Linked DNA regions of Homo sapiens: region 2 is linked to region 1. A link is a loop called in an ENCODE intact Hi-C map of the cell type or tissue named here. Cell type or tissue: A673. All regions are shown on one strand. Each heading gives the region's core, and the rest is flanking DNA. Links, peaks and the distances in the headings are about the cores only.

What was found. A loop is a pair of places that touch in the nucleus more often than their neighbours do. Peaks named below come from ENCODE experiments on the same cell type or tissue, not always from the same donor. Only the 100,000 strongest peaks of a DNase experiment are listed, where the experiment ranks them.
Region 2: it touches region 1 in a loop (4-fold over the local background); 37 of 110 quality-filtered maps call a loop at or near these places.

Annotation. Positions count from the first base shown.
Region 1 is chr13:44,968,286-44,971,208 of GRCh38, forward strand. The region is part of intron 5 of NUFIP1 (nuclear FMR1 interacting protein 1); the gene reads right to left. Among named protein-coding and RNA genes, the nearest start is that of NUFIP1, 20 kb to the right of the region's middle. In A673, for the core only: a CTCF peak has its summit at 1,794 (motif pointing left); a DNase peak (open chromatin) is centred at 1,756.
Region 2 is chr13:45,308,099-45,311,021 of GRCh38, forward strand. No RefSeq gene overlaps it. Among named protein-coding and RNA genes, the nearest start is that of SNORA31B, 27 kb to the right of the region's middle. RefSeq lists an enhancer at 1,147-1,839. In A673, for the core only: a CTCF peak has its summit at 1,522 (motif pointing left); a DNase peak (open chromatin) is centred at 1,483; H3K4me3 peaks cover 126 bases.

The DNA of each region.
Region 1 (2,923 bases), core at 315-2,814:
GAAGTAGACTCTGGCACTTGTACGAGTGTGAAATCTTCCTCCAGGATACTCAAAAGCAGTCAGATAATCTCAGGGCACTGTGTCCAGTTCTGTACTTCTAAACTAAAGGAACACTGAGAAGAAAAAAAAAAAAAAAAGACTTGGAAGGGATTCAGAAGAGACTCAAAGATGATTAATAGGATGAAAAATAAAACCTCCAAAGAAAGATGAAAGGAACTATTTGCAACCTTTAAAAGAAGATGAGAAGCGACAATAAAAATAGTTTTACAGAGAGGATGGTCCAGTTGTTCTCAAACTGAAGAGAATATGCAGAAGTAGAAATGAGAAAAACAGTAATGATTTTTACAGGCCTCACAGTGGCGAGACATGTAACTCACAGCTACTCAACACCCTCCACAATTCTCAAATTTACTTATTACTTAAGTTTCTTCAACATTTTTGCAGAGTATTGCAGACTCTTACCATGTTGGGCTATATGTTACATGATAAAATTTGGCACTACAGTGTACTACGTACCAGAGAGCAGATGCTAGGTAACTGCTTTTCATTGGTAAAGAATTTAAACTTGTTATAGCAAGTGGATTTTAGGTAAGATATAAGAAAGAGTTCCCTAAGTGAAACATCAAAGATGTGATGTGTAGAAACTCCTTTGATGGAAGCCTTTTAAAACAGCTAATTTTCTCTTTCAGGCAGACTGCAGTATCATGTTCCTAAAGGTAAAGAAACTTAACTTCCTAAAATTAAATATCATGTTCCTAAAGGTAAGGAAACTTGTCTTCCTAAAATTAAGTATCATGTTCCTAAAAGTAAGATTAGAGTTTTAAAAAGTTGTAAGATTTTATTTTTCTTGGTGCTGAAATCAATAAAATCCTCTTCCAAAATTTATTACATTCTTATTTACACAGAATCCAGATATTTAAAACTAGAGAGAAAAATGGTTGCTAAAAAGCACATTATCGCAAAAAAGAAAAATCAGAAACACAAGACCTAATTACACACATAAACAACAGTAGGAAGCCCCACTCCACCAACATGAAGCTGAGATAAATGAATAACGAAAAAAAAGGAGTTCTGATGAAGGAGTTCAGGTTCCTAAAGTACAAGAAATAACAAATCCAAAGACTATTGAAAAAACATAAATTATGTCTTACATTGCAGTTACATACATGTAAAGCTTAGTCCAATATCTCCTGTTAGAGAATGGATAATATGAAGTTATAAAGACCGTGACAAGGGAAATTTTCACAGTTGGTTTTTCTATATTTTTATCTACTAAAATCATTTTCTCCCTGTACTTCTATCTTTCCTCAGTTCACTAAGAGGAAATGGTCCTGAAACTATGCTCTTTTCCTTCCTCTCTTCTTTCATTTTTTACCTCTTCTTCACCTTCCTCATTGCCTATACCTTATGCCTCCAGTGACAATCTTTAAGCACTACAGAGCCAACACATGGGCAAACCGTCCTAACCATTATCTTAGCACAGACCATTCTGGTCACATTATTCTCTCCAATTTTTTCCTTATGCTCAAATCACGACCCATTTATTGGCTTTTCCCCTCTGCCTGTTCTATAAAACATAGTTACTCTTCCCACTCTCATTAAACCACAACTGCTTCCACACAAGCTACACTATTGTACTTTTCTTTCTGAACATCAAAAAGATACAGCATTCTTTAGAGCAGATCTCCTGTGTTGGAATTCTGCATGAACCAGGGAAACAAAAGGATTTCCTCAGAGCCACAGTAAGCGTTGAAATAAATTGTAAAACTACTCCACCTAGTGGACTCCCAGTCTGCTGTGAAAAATGTTCCACTGTTTCTATAATAAAAGCAAGGTTTTGGAAACAAACCTCTACCACTCATTTTCCCTAAAGCCAAATCATACAGCATTGGTACTACATAGGACAGGAATTAAGAAAGAATAACTTTTTTTGGTGGCTTTTTTGGGGAGGTAGGGGAAAGGCTATTAATGGAAAGCCTTAAAAGTTATTAAATTAAATACACTCGGTACCCCTGAGTCTGACTAACCTGAAAAATACAGAGATGTAGAAGTAAGGACAAAGATGTACTTTTGTCAAAGATAAGGAAGCCATATGCCAAGCAAACCTTCAGTTTTCTTTAAGCTTTAAAATTCTTACTCTGTGAAATCTTTCACAAGCTTTTCCTAACAGAGCAACTACATAAAGACCTTATTTTTCCTGCATGTCAAAGAATATAGTGGCTTCATCGGAAAGAATGTAGCTCTCACACAAAGATCAAATTCATGAAATAAGGACTATTCTGCCACACCAATGTGGAACTTACTCTTTTTAGGAGTTCAAGTAATATTTTTTAAAAATTGAGAATGACAGGAATGTAGAAAGTAAGTATATTTTTGTAACAGGGTTTTTTTGTTTGTTGTTTTTTTATTGAGACAGTCTCACTCTGTTGCCCAGGCTGGAGTACAGTGGCACGACCTTGGCTCACTGCAGTCTCTGCCTTCTGGGTTCAAGCAATTCTCCTGCCTCAGCCTCCCAAGTATCTGGGATTACAGGTGCGTGCCACGATGCCCAGCTAATTTTTTTTATTTTTAGTAGAGATAGGGTTTCGCCATGTTGGCCAGGCTGGTCTCAAACTCCTGACCCCAAGTGATCTGCCTGCCTTGGCCTCCCAAAGGGCTGGGATTACAGGTGTGAGCCACCACGCCCGGCCCATAATAGGTTTTTAAAAAATTGCTAGTGGGGATAGTATTTATGCATTTTTGAGAAATCTATCAAACATACCAAAAGAAAAGCAGTATTTCCCATATCCTCTAATAAAATATACATACAGAAAAAATATATATGAACTCTTCAGAATATATTAAAGAGCAAGAACCTGAGAAACAAACTATGGAAGAACCTCAGATGAACTCACCCAGTGCCCAAAGAATTTTCAGAGCACTT
Region 2 (2,923 bases), core at 336-2,835, 340 kb after region 1:
ATGTTTAATAACACATATATATTATTAAAGATAGGACATTCTCCCCACCCCAACACACACCTCTTCAGAAATTATTTTCTGATCTACAGAAGGGGGAGCAATTTGTACTCAGGAAAATAAACTTCTGGTATGCATTTAAAAAGTGTTTCATGTATTGTTTCTTGGCCTTTTGGTTAAGATCAAGTGTAAAAAGTGATTCGTGTATGCATTCTTAAAACAGAAATGATTCCATTAAATAAGGTAAATTGGGCCGGGTGAGGTGGCTCATGCCTGTAAAACCCTGCACTTTGGGAGGCTGAGGTGGGCAGATCACTTAAGGTCAGGAGTTCGAGACCAGCCTGGCCAACATGGTGAAACACCATCTCTATTAAAAATATAAAAATTAGCTGGGCATGGTGGCAGACACCTGTAATCCCAACTACTCAGGAGGCTCAGGCAGGAGAATCACTTGAACCTGGGAGGCAGAGGTTGCAGTGAGCTGAGATCACGCCACTGCACTCCAGCCAGCTTCCAAGAGGGTCTCCTATGATCCCCAGCACCTGGAATTCATGCCCTTGGGTAGTCAGTCCCAGGGCTAACCATGTAACCATTAGGACATTGAGGAAATGATGTGCAGCTTCCAAAACTAGATCATAAACCATATTGTGGCTTCCACTGTATTTCCATTGGAGTTCTCACTCTGGAGGAAGCAGCTACCATATCGTGGGAGAGACTGAAACGGTCCAATGATGAGATCCAGGAGGTGAGGAAGCCTCCTCCCAGCAGCTATGTGAGTGAACATCCTGGAAGTGGATACCCCAACCCAGTCAGGTGTTCAAATGACTGCAGACACAGCCACCATTTCACAGCAGCCTCAACAAAGAGACCCCAGGCTCATACCATCTAGCCAAGAGGCTTTGAATTCTTGACCCACAGAAACTTTGAGATAATACATATTTATTATTCTTAACTATATTTGGGGGTTATTTGTAACACAGCAGTAGATAATTGATTCAGTGACTCACAGTAAACAAGGTGAAAGAGATTCAGATGTGGATTTGAAATAAAAGGGAGTCCCCGTATTGAGAATTTTTAACCTTTAGAACATATGACAAAGCTCTGTCGATTAGGTAGGGCTGATTTCACTCACTGTTCTCCTCTGTGAATGTACACATCCCCCTCATCCATACCGCTCTATGCACTAGACTGTAATTATACTATTCCAGGGATTGTCATTGTGCACTATCATTATAAAAATGCTGAGGGTGGGAGACAAGCTGAGAGCTGGGAGACGGGTCTTCCTACAAAGCAGCCCCAAACACAACTGAAAACAAGGTCAAGACTTCGAATCCAACAGTGAGCATTAGCCTAGCCATCTTCCAGTTCATACCAGTGGAACGGAAGTTATCAGTCCTGTGTTTCCAAAATGCTTTCCAGCAACAGGACCTCCAGGTGTTGAAACCATGCTGGGCTGAGTGCCAGCCTTTTGAACTGCAAATTACCCTGGGGTTCTGTGGGAAGCAAACTTGGGCGCCCTCTGGTGCCCTTCTGGTGAACTACACCACCCAAACATTAACAATTATTTTATCAACAGGTTAGTCATCTATGAGTTAAATTACTAAAGTCCCTTTTCTGTACATACACAGTAGATGCAGCAGCTGGGAGTATGATTTCCGAAAAGAAAAACCGTACCTACATACTTTTTTTTAGCCAGTTGCAGATATTTTTCTTATTTATTGGATTAATTTTTTTATAGAGATGGGGTCTCCCTTTGTTGCCCAGGCTGGTCTCGAACTTCTGGGCTCAAGCGATCCTCCCAGCTTGGCTTCCCAAAGTGCTGGGATTATAGGCGTGAGCCACTGCCCCTGGCCCGGATGTTTTTCATTCTTTTTTTTTTTTTTTTTTTTGAGACGGAGTCTCGCTCTGTTGCCCAGGCTGGAGTGCAGTGGCTGGATCTCAGCTCACTGCAAGCTCCGCCTCCCAGGTTCATGCCATTCTCCTGCCTCAGCCCCCCGAGTAGCTGGGACTACAGGCGCCCGCCACCGCACCCGGCTAATTTTTTTGTATTTTTAGTAGAGACGGGGTTTCACCGTGTTAGCCAGGATGGTCTCGATCTCCTGACCTTGTGATCCGCCCGCCTCGGCCTCCCAAAGTGCTGGGATTACAGGCGTGAGCCACTGCGCCCGGCCAATTTTTCATTCTTTACTGCATTTATTTTATCTATACCTTAGCAGGGTGCAACTAATGGGTTATGGTTATTGATTGATTGTACAAATTTTAATAGAACCCTTACAATTTCATCAGTCTAATTATGGGAAGCCTTAGAGAAGTGGCTGCAAAATTTGTTAAATTTCACTTGAGAGCTAGAATACCAATGCTTGACTCAACTCCTGTTTTCATGTTTGCTGGTTTCAGAAGCCCCTGAGGCAAGATTTCGGGTAGGAACTATCAGTTGTTTACCCTCCCCACCTAGCACCCACTATTTCATCATCTTCCCTGCCTTTGTCTGTCTTTTGGGTAGGAGAGGGCAGTCACAGGGCAAAGTATTCACAAGAAGATACAAAAGGGTGGCTGCAGATGCATACATGAAGAACTTTAAATGAAGACAATCTGTGATGATGCACCTGTGTTTTGCACATTACGTACTTAACTGCTGAAAGAATACGTTCATAGTAAACACATGCTAACCACTCTGGCCATGTCAGAATGCCTACACAATAATAACCGCATCAGACTTAATGTACCAACAGCCCCACTTCCATCCCCAACGGAATGCTTGGTATCTTTCTGCAAAGGAAAATTTGGAAGCAAGACTGCCTCTCTTTCCACTTAGCCAGCAGGAATTTCAATAATAAGATGCGGCAGCATCCATTGACTTTGTACCACCTGTCTTTTATTGTAAGTGTTCACCCTAACGGTTTTTATTAACGCTTTGGCTTCCGTC